Regions from separate parts of the Homo sapiens genome. Here region 1 is linked to region 2. Evidence: read pairs that join two places in POLR2A ChIA-PET (ENCODE). Cell type or tissue: K562. All regions are shown on one strand. Links, peaks and the distances in the headings refer to the core of each region. The heading gives the core; the rest is flanking DNA.

Region 1 (5,378 bases), core at 142-5,141, 220 kb after region 2:
TTATGTGGCCAGCTGAGGTCAGGCCAGTGTCTGTCAACTGCAAGGAATGAATGGGCTAACTGATCCACGGCTTGGAAATATGACTAAGAAAACAGGCACATTTTTCAGAATGCTTTTTGGGGAATGGGAAAATGCCCCTGTTCTTTGACAAATATTTACACACCAGGATGCCAGAACAGTGAGCTACTGCCCAACAGTAAGCAACGACATACTGGGTAGGCAGCAGGGGAACACTGCCAGGAACACACCGGAGCACGGTCTAGACCAGAGAAAGGGCCTATAGATGAGGATGCCTAGGCAGCTGCGGGAAAACCACACTCGCCATGAGGCAGAGCTCTGAGGTAGGGGAAGGCTAGGACTGAAGAAAGACACTGTTTTCTCTGCAGCTGATGACTGAGCAACAGGCCCAGTCAGCCCAAAGGACTCAGGTTGTGGCTTATTCTCTGCCTAGTGTGATGCCCAATAGATAACTGGAGATCAGTTGTTACAGATAATAATTAATCAAGACACAATTAGAATCAGGTATTTCTTAACTATAAGTTTTCAGTCTAACTCTGCCCCTCAGGATAATGGTGCTAAAGACTGCCTCTAGGTTTCCGAAGGCAGCCATAAATGCAGTAGGATCTTCCCAGCAAGTACAGATTTCTAGGCTGTAAACTATGTTCTCTAATGAGGAAAAATTGGCAAGAAGGAATTCACTGATTCCTCTGGCCTTCTACCCATCTTATAATGTTGGCCATGTTATAGGGTAAACCCTTCAATCCAAGACATAAGCAGATGATCTGCCAGTTACTGTAAGCGAAACCTTCCATAGGGGCAGACAGCTTATATATTCCAACAAGAAATAAGGACTGAAGCAGGAGGTGAAAGGAATCAGGCAGAGAGATAAGGACGGTGAAGCACATGACAGCCATGGAAATACATCTCCCCTAGGTGCCTATCAGAGATTACCTCTGGAATCGTAAGTCTGAAGTGAAAAAAAAAAAAAAGAATGACATAAATGAGTGTCATGCTATACATCACTATTCTATTTTTCAAGAGGAAAGAGTTCCAGAAACCAAGGAAGCTTAGCTGGACTTACACAGCCTGAGTTTTGCTTGTTTTTTCACCTTCAGAGGGTTCACTAGAAAGCTAAAGACCAACACAGCTGAACAAGAACAGAGAACCCCAGTCATCAGACACCATGGTATCTGTTCCCTTTGAGAATTCCTCTTCCATTGCTGCACCCAACCAAAGTTTCTCAACTGAGAGGAAAATGGCCTCCAAAGTCAACTAGTTAATTAGCTCTAAGGAATGATCTGGGTTCTTTTTCATTTCCCCTAGATCCCAGTAGAAGGGAGTTTGGTGACCTCAATGCTCCCCACATTAGCTGAGAATGTAAATCTGACATCCAAGGCAGAATCTGGATTCAAGTCTTTCTCCTCAATTTTTTTAGCTATTACACCATCCAAATGAGGAAAATTGCCATAGTTCAGCCAAGACACAATTAAACCAAAAAAATGAGCTAAGAGAGAACAAAAAAGTCCTACATGTCATCTCACAGAGGAGGGCTGAAGATGAAGGAAAAAGAAATGAGAGAAGGGATCACAGTGTTCAAGATGAAAGAGGAGCAGTGATGGTCACAGCATTTGCTTGACTTTTGTGAAGACAACTGTCCCCGACGCCAAGTTGGCAACAGCCCTTTCCTCAAACAAGACTCTCTTAGCACCAGCAGATCCTAAATTCCCTTTGAAATGAGCTAAAAGTAGATGAGTCCTGTGCTTGCTATTTGTCTCACCAATATACCACAATCTGAGGACTAACTGTCAACATTAGTCCACCTGTCACCTTTTCTGGGACCCACACTTGCCTCTATTTGCTCACTGTGGCTCTTGGTGCTTAAGGAGCTACCCTTCCTGCTGCCTTTGCAGCCTTGGCCATAAGCATCTACTTGTCTATGCAGTCATGTTTAGGGATGGGTGGGTTGTTTATAGTGCCTTGTTCCTTTGAGATTTTATTTGAAGAGCTGCCAGGCTGAAGCTGAAAAAAGCTTTTCTTTCAGAGAAAAGCCTACAATGTTTTCAAACTAAGGATTCAATCTTTTTCCTGTACATTACCACAATGACATAAACGACCAATGCTATTTGTATCTTCCTTCTTCCCCAGTAAACCAGCCAAACTATTGTTTTCTCATGTTTTTAGAAATAAAACATTTCACTACCAGTAAAGTCTTGATTTTTAGCCATTCTCATGCTTATAGTTTGAACTCTTCTAATTAGCTTGAGAAAAAATGTTCTAAAAGGCCTGGGCATGACAATACTTCTGAGCAGAGATCAAGACAACTTTTGGGGGGACAAAAGCCATTTTTCCAATTTTACCTCTCTAGATTTTCACCTTGACCTCCCCATTCTGATTTTCAAATTAAATTTACCCTTATCAACCACAAAGTCCAAGAGACTAACAGCAGCATTTGAATAGTATGGTTCAGGTCATTCACTCACAGGAGCTAACCTAGTAATATTATAGAAACCAGGAAGGCAGGTTTCCCTCACTGCAAACATGCACACAGAATTTTTCTTACATGCCAATTCAAGGAACAAATTATCAGAATTAAAGCTAAACTTTTAGAGAAAGACAGGCAAGCAACATGTTTATGGAGTCATTTATGGAGAATAACTACTATTCTCCATGTGACCTTGCATAAATCCCTGGTTAATCAGGGCTAGTTCTATTTAGAAACACTTCAAAGAGATAAACCATAATAATGTGGAAGCCAAAGAGTCACGTTAGAAAACTTTAGTTCTGATCGTTTTATTCTACACGTAAGTGTACAGCAATGGTGGATTCATCATAGTCACTTAACTAATTTATTTCATTTTGCCTAGTTTTTTTCCTTCTTATGCAATCAGCTTTTATTCTCTAAGGAAAACCTATTCCTAAGGCTAGGTTTGTCTGGTTGAACTTAATGTTTTGCAGGTTGTTTCCTCTCTTTACTGAGCATCACTCAGATTTAACTACTCCTTGGAAAAATTATCAAACTATGACCACTACCAATTCCCCCCGTTCCCATCAAAAATATATATTCTGAAAGTTAGAATGCTAGACAAAGCTGGGTGTGGGCTCCTGCCTGTAATCCTAGCACTTTAGGAGGCTAAGGTGGTAGGATCACTTGAGGCCAGGAATTCGAGACCAGGCTGGGCAATATAGTGAGACTTTCTCTCTAAAAACTAAAAACCAACAAAAAAGCCAGGCATGGTGGCACATTCCTGTGGTCCCAGCTCCTTGGGAGGCTGAGGCAGGAGGATCACTTTAGCTCGGGAGTTTGAGGCTGCAGTGAGCTATGATCACACCACTGCACTCTAGCCTGGATTACAGAGTGAGACCCTGTCTCAGGAAAAAAAAAAAAAAAAAAAAGAATGTTCATCAAAATGCAAGTGCTCTGGTTCCAGATTCTGACTCTGCAATAAAAATCGGGTGACTTTAGTACTTCCCCATAAAGTTTTGCTTCTTATTTTATGCCACCAATCAAGTAAGAATATGCTCTCTACACACCAGGCTATTGTGATGCTGAATAGCTGAGAGATATCTCTTTCTTTTCAGAGATGAAGCTTACCAAGTAGGTAATTAGTCTGCCTGGTTAGCTGTAGTTTCAGTGTAATTACAGTCTGCTATGTAGATTCTAAATTCCTCTTTCACCATCGTCCTGTCCCCCATATTTCCTATGAGTTTGTTCCTCATTGGCCTTTCACTAGCTGGTGAAGTTAGAAATACTGTATTCCAACAGTCCAATGCTTTTCCAATTGGAAACAACTGGTAATAACTAATATGGGTTTATAGAGTAGAACCCATCCCCCAAAAAAGAGACATGTCAGCTTGCTATTTTTCCAATTCATCCACGTAAATTGACAGCAAGGAATGAGAGGGAGAATAGGGTCTTGGGGGGAAAATAATAGAGAGACAGGAAATGCTCCAGTTATCCTGCTTCACGTAGGATAGGGCATAGAGGGCTGAGTAGAGGAAGTGTTCCTGGTGTACAAACATTTGGGTGCATAGGATCGATCTACCTGTTCCAGTCTTCTATATCCTTACTGATTTTCTACTTATTCTATCCATTACTCAGAGGCAGTGAAACCTCCAACAGTAATAGATTTGTCTATTTCTCCTTTCAGTTCTATCAGATTATGCTTCACGTATTTCGAAGTTCTGTTATTAGGTGTGTACATATTTAGGTTGCTAAGCCTTCTTGATGAACTGACCCCTTTATCATTAAGAAATGTCTCTATTACTGATAATATTCCTTGTTCTGAAATCTAATTTGTATAATGTTAATAAGTCACTTTTTTGAGTCATGTTTGCAGGGTATATTTTTTCTGTCCCTTAACTTTTGTAAACCTATGTCTTTACATTTAAAATGGTTCCTTGGCCAGGCGCAGTGGCTCACATCTGTAATCCCAGCACTTTGGGAGGCCAAGGCAGGTGGGTCACCTGAGGTCAGGAGTTCAAGACCAGGCTGGCCAACATGGTGAAACCCCATCTCTACTAAAAATAGACAAATTAGCTGGGTGTGGTGGCAGGTGCTTGTAATCCCAGCTACTCGGGGGGCTGGGGCAGGAGAATCGCTTGAACCTGGGAGGCTGAGGTTGCAGTGAGCCAAGATCATGCCATTGTACTCCAGCCTGGGCAACAAGACCAAAACTCCGTCTCAAAAATAAATAATAAATAGTTTCTTACAGACAGCTTTTTAATCCAATCTGACAATCTCTGCCTCTTTTCACATATATGTAATACAGATATAACATATACATATAAACATATATATGTTTAAAATATATACATTTTTAAAAACCGGAATATTTATTGTGTGACTAATCATTGAAATTCTTAAGATGAACTGGATGACACAACTGCTGCCCTCTTGGGTGTAGGTGTTGTTCCTGCAAAGAATCCATGCCTAAATCTGCAGTATACAATGTTTAGGTGCTTCATTCAACCAGTCGCCGTGGTATTTTCTTTTAGCCGTGGCAGTCCAGTTACACTTTCTCTTGCGCTTGGCAGGGGAGCCACATTTGCCACAGGTTGACTTCTGAAGGTGGTATGCCTTAGAGCCACAGAGGCAGCACAACTTGTGTATCATATCACGACACTTTCCAAACGGCGATGTTCCCTTCATCTTATTATCTTTACGGATACCTGCCAGACACCCTCACCAATGAATCCTTTTGCTGTTACACAGGGCCAAACATTCCCAAATCTCTTCCCTTAGCTCTTAACTGAGGTCAGAACTGTGCAGGCTCCCCAAAGATCAGACTGAAGCAAGGGACACAGTGCGGCTCCAGCTCCACAATTATGGGCTTGGTCCCCCAGGCATCAGTCAGCAGCTATTCTTCTGGCTCATGAGG
Region 2 (5,378 bases), core at 95-5,094:
AGCGAGGGTGCCCTGGCTGAGACCTTGAAAAACTCCACCCATGATGATCACCATTATACTCCTCTTCATCAACACACATTTGTTGAGCATCTACTCTTTGCCAGGCACCGTGTCAGACTCTCAGGCACAGAGGCAAAAAAAAAAAAAAAAGCCACAGTGAGGAATTCATCACCTCCTGGGGAGCAGGATACAATCTAAGAACAGAACCTGGAGTGGAGAAAACGGTTGGATGAGGGACTCGAATAACATATGCTGCAAAGGAGAGGGAGGATTCAGAGTCACCAGAGTTCCAAGCTGGGAGACACCTAATGGATCCTGGGATCAATGTGGGTTGGGGCAATAGTTCTGCCCTCACCTGCTCTCCTTTGTGCTTGGGGTCTGAGGAAACCCAGAACAGTGATTCTAGAAATCTCTGCCTCAACAGATCCCTCACTCCAGCTTGGTCTAAATGGCTAGGGGTGGGAAGGCAGAGGAGGCAGAGACAATGTGCAGACATCTCCCTTGGGCAGGCCCTGAGTCCTGGGCTCCAGGGTTCCCTGCACTGAGCATTTTTTTTTTTTTTTAGACAGAGTTTGGCTCTTGTTGCCCAAGCTGGAGTGCAATGATGCAATCTCGGCTCACTGCAACTACTGCCTTCCGGGTTCAAGCGATTCTCCTGCCTCAGCCTCCCGAGTAGCTGGGATTACAGGCACACACCACCACACCTGGCTAATTTTTTTGTATTTTTAGTAGAAACAGGGTTTCACCATGTTAGCCAGGCTGGTCTTGAAGTCCTGACCTCAGGTGATCCACCTGTCTCGGCCTCCCAAAGTGCTGGGATTACAGGTGTGAGCCACCATGCCTGGCCCCCTGCACTGAGCTTTTAAGAGATCATTTAGGCCTGCGTGGTGGCTCACACCTGTAAACCCAGCATTTTGGGAGGCTGAAGTGGGCAGATTACCTGAGGTCAGGAGTTCAAGACCAGCCCGGCCAACATGGCAAAACCCCGTCTCTACTAAAAACACAAAAATTAGCCAGGCGTGGTGGCAGGCACCTGTAATCTCAGCTACTCCGGAGGCTGAGGCAGGAGAATTGCTTGAATCCAGAAGGCAGAGTTTGCAGTGAGCTGAGATCGTGCTACTGCATTCCAGCCCGGGTGACAGAGTGAGACTCCACCTCAAAACGAAAGAAAGAAAAAAAGAGATCATTTAAAAGTACCCAGAAGAATGGACAGAGTGAGGAGGTGTTGTACTGTGGTTAAGAGCAAGGATTTGGTGTCGAGCTGCTTGGGCTGGAGCTTGTTGCTTCCCCACTGCTTGACCTTACGTATATTATTTAACCTTGAGGAGTCTTGGTTTCCCATCTGCAGATTAGGGTATGAAGTGCCTGCTATATTAGGGTTTTGCGAGGACCGATGAGATTGGGACATGAAGTACTTAACTACAGTGCCTGGCACACATTGGGCTGTTAGGGACAGAGCTCCAATGCTCACATCAGTAATAGAAGAGAGACAGTGTCCTGTCTCTTCTGTCTCCCTAAGCCTGTTTTCCTCTATAATTTGAGGTCTCAAAGTGAGCACTGAGCTGATTTATGCAAATGAATCCAGTAGGGCCTATCGCCCAAGCTGACCTTTCTAGGGTATACAGGGTAGCTTGGCCAGGCTACAGAAATGGGAAAATAGGTGCAACCTTCCTGATCCTCCTGAAATCCTCAAGTGTTGTCTTGAAGTTGAGGGGAACCAGGACCAGGCTGCGGGGAGTACCACAGGGACTGCAGAAAGGGCCTGGCCTCCCCTCCCGAAACACTGCACATCTGGAGTGATCTGCCCATCTGGCTGTATCCCTGGGGCAATGGCCACAGCTGCTATTTGAGGGAGGAGACATCCAGCTCCTTAGCCAGGGCCTGGGGCCGGGGGGTGGGGGGGTGGTGGGTAGTGGGGGCTATAAATAAGAGGACCAGGGGGGCAAGGTTGACCTTTTGGGGCGGGGGGCAGGAGCTGGTGACTTCCCCCTCTTTGCTTGAGTCCAGAGCCAGAGTTTTAGCAAAACAGGAAGAGGCAGCAGCAGCTTCTGGGAAAGTGGGAGTGGCTCCCCTTCCCCCACTTGCCTGGGGCCTTCGGATCCCAGCCAGGACCTGGGAGAGGTGGAGTCATCTAGGCAAGGAGAGGGAGGGGCAGACCCACGCAGACTGGGCCCCAGCTTCAGTGCCCTCAAATGGCGCAGCCGGGGCACAGGAAAAGGAGAATGAGACAGAGAAGGGCAGCCCAATGGAGTATATCTGCCACCCCTCGTCCCCTCCTGTTCCCTTCTATAGGCATTAGAAATGGAGCTCAAAATGTGCCTGTGACCCAGGTAGTGTACATGGAAGTTCGAGGTCAAGTTGAGCACACCTCCATCTCTCATCCCCTCCCAGCCTGTGGTGAGCTAAGCCTAAGACAGAGTGCGTGGGAGGGAGGGCTCTAGACAGGAGGAAGGACACCTCTGGGCTTCTGGAAAGAGATCCAGGACCTGGCCCAGGTGGAGTGATAGAAAAATCTTCCAATGAACTATCAAGGTGAGGGGATCCAAAGGTCTGGGTGGTCCTGGGTGAGTGTTTTTCCAGAATAATGGGGCATCTACAGGGACAAGCTCAGGAGAGCTAAGCCTCAGTCCAGAGACCCTCATGAAGTCAAAGACTGAAGGAATTATCCAGGAAATGTTGCCTGGCTTTGCTTCGCCTGAGTGAGGCTGGCCACTGAGAATCTGTCCTTCAGTGTCTGTCTGGAGACATCTGGTTGGAGCTCTGGCTGGCCCACACCTGTAGTAGGGCCTGCACCTGTGTCTGTCATGTACTGCCCTTGTCTCCCGAGCCTGGAGCCCCACACTTCACCTGCTGGGAGGGTCTAGATAAGCGCTGTCCAATAGAAACGGAATGTGAGCCACATATGTAACTTATTTTCTATTAGCCACATCAAAAAAAGGAAAAATAAACAGGTGAAATTCATTTTAGTAGTATATTTATGTAACCTAATATAGTAAATCTAAAACATTATTTTGGTATGCAATCAAAATAAAAAATTACTAATGAAATCTTTTACATTTTTTTTCCATACTAAGTGTTTGAAAGCCAGTGTATATTTTATACTAACAGCACATTTCAATTCTGACTGGCCACATTTCAAGTGCTTAGTAGCCACATGTGGCCACTGGCTACTGTATGGACAGCACAAGTTTAGACTTATAGCTTTACCTCTTCTTCATCCCTTCCAGTCTCTTATTGGGGAAGAGGCTCAAGAGGTGAAGGAAAAAGCTGGTGAGGCCAGTGTTAAGGGTTAATTTGCTCTAGGAGGGTGACCACTCCCTTTGGGTTTCAAGCATCTATCTCTAGACCTGGATCCGTTTTAGTGTCCAGGCAGGCAAGGAAATTGAGGCATAGAGCAGCATCTTCCCTGACAACTGGCCTTCTCCTGCCCTTCCCAGTGCTCCTTCTCTGAGCAGAAGGTTGATAGAATCCGATTACCTCTTCAGGCGCATTAGCCTCCACCTTCCTCTTTCCTCTTCCAAAAGCGACTCCAAACCCAAAGGTATTTGAGTAGCTGAGTTAAGGAATATGGGAGGAGAAGCAAATTTGGAGGAAAATGCAGAATGGAGCTTTGCACAGGTGGAGTTTGAGGTGTTGGTGGGATGAGCAAGGGGGGTTGTTGAGTGGACAGTTGGTATCTGGAGCTCAGGGAAGAATTTGGAGGTCATCAGTGAGAGAGGAAATTGTAGGAATGAATGACACCACAAGAGCAGGGGAGAAGAGAGGAGAGAAGGGGAGGGCAGGGAAGATGGCTAAATACAGAAACCTGAGAAAACAAAGACTTCAGATGGGCGAGGAGTGGAAGCTGGAGCAGGCCGGGAGCAGTCACAGATTTCAATGAAGCAAGAGGAAGTGCATCGGAATCCCAAGTGGGAGAGAATATCAAGAAGGAGAGACTCGCACACGGTTGCAGTTGACAATGCTTTAAAATCATTTTTTTGTTGTTGTTTGTTTTTGTTTGAGATGAAGTCTTGCTCTGTGGCCCAGGCTGGAGTGCAATGGCATGATCAGGGCTCACTGCAACCTCCGACTCCCAGGTTCAAGTGATTCTCCTGCCTCAGCCTCCCGAGTAGCTGGGACTACAGGCACCCGCCACCAAGCCCGGCTAATTTCTATATTTTTAGTAGAGACAGGGTTTCACCATGTTGGCCAGGCTGGTCTGACCTCAGGCAATCTGCCTGCCTCGGCCTCCCAAAGTGCTGGGATTACAGGTATGAGCCACCGCACCCGGCCCTAAAATCATTCTTATAAAGAGAGCTCACACAAACTGTTAAGAAGCACTAGAACAGTGGAGACTAAAGTTCAAAGCCCAGAAACAGACTCTCCTGGTACAGAGGAAACACAACTCACAAGCAGAGGTAGGGGTATGTTCAACCTGATCGTCCTCAAAGTAATGCCAATTAAAATGAGACAAAGGTAGGTGCCTTTTTGAAACATTAGCGAGAGCTCGGTGAAGTGTGTGTGCTGTCGGTAATGGCGTAACCTCTTTTGAAATCAGTTTGGCAATATATAGTAAGAGCTATAATGTGCTGTTACCCTTTGGCTCAATAACCCCACCCAGTGTATCCTAAACTAGATTTCTATAGTCAAAATTGGGGGAGGAGGAGCGGAGTATGTGCCTAATGATGTCCCCCATCACACTGCCTATAATATAGAAAATTAGAGACAATTTGAACACTTATGATTGGAAAATTGTGGAGGTAAATTATGATACTATATTTCCACTTAATAGAAAACTATGAAGCTGTTAGGAAGATGTTTATATGCAACACAGCATCACAAGAGAATAGAGATTGGTACATACCCCATGATTGCAACTGTATTAAAAAACATATAGGCATGGAGGAGAAGGTGAAGAGGAAATATGTGTCATAGGTAATGATTATGTAGGGTGGAATGGGTATATATGGTTTTGGTCTCATTTAATGAGTCTTAACATTGCGGAGAGCGGGAATGAGGGTTGACCAGAAGCTGAGATTTGGGTCTCAGCTATAGCAAGGGCCCTGACAACCTTCCAGAGGCCACAAATGCATTTATCTGGCAACTTAATAGACTGAGCTCCGACCGCAAGGCAGGTGCGGTCACTGTGGGTATCAACTCAGCATTCTCCTGATAGGAAAAAGCCCACCGTGAGGGGTGATGGCCAGGTGCTCACTGCAGATTCCCTCCCATATATGGGAGGCTCCTGGAGCTCCATAGTCTCCTCTACTACTGCTGAGGAGCAGGCCATGGCAGGCGCCTGTGGGGACAGCCCCCAGAGGACAGGGCTGACTGCAGGAGGAACAGAGCATCACAGTGAGGTGAGCTCAGCGGGTATGAGGGCCTCTCTGCTTTGGGGT

Evidence for each region. Peaks named below come from ENCODE experiments on the same cell type or tissue, not always from the same donor. Only the 100,000 strongest peaks of a DNase experiment are listed, where the experiment ranks them.
Region 1: POLR2A ChIA-PET joins it to region 2 with 6 read pairs; 2 of 35 experiments call an interaction of 5 or more read pairs at or near these places.

What each region holds. Positions count from the first base shown.
Region 1 is chr12:48,050,108-48,055,485 of GRCh38, forward strand. All of the region lies in intron 13 of SENP1 (SUMO specific peptidase 1), which reads right to left. It also overlaps the pseudogene RPL37P19. Among named protein-coding and RNA genes, the nearest start is that of COL2A1, 48 kb to the left of the region's middle. In K562, for the core only: no CTCF peak of the experiment used is centred there; no DNase peak of the experiment used is centred there.
Region 2 is chr12:47,826,999-47,832,376 of GRCh38, forward strand. LINC02354 (long intergenic non-protein coding RNA 2354) reads left to right here and starts at 2,159. Exons shown (of 3, transcript XR_007063292.1): 1 at 2,159-2,532. RefSeq lists enhancers at 1,118-1,297, 5,034-5,083. In K562, for the core only: no CTCF peak of the experiment used is centred there; DNase peaks (open chromatin) are centred at 2,103, 2,393 and 2,830; H3K4me3 peaks cover 706 bases.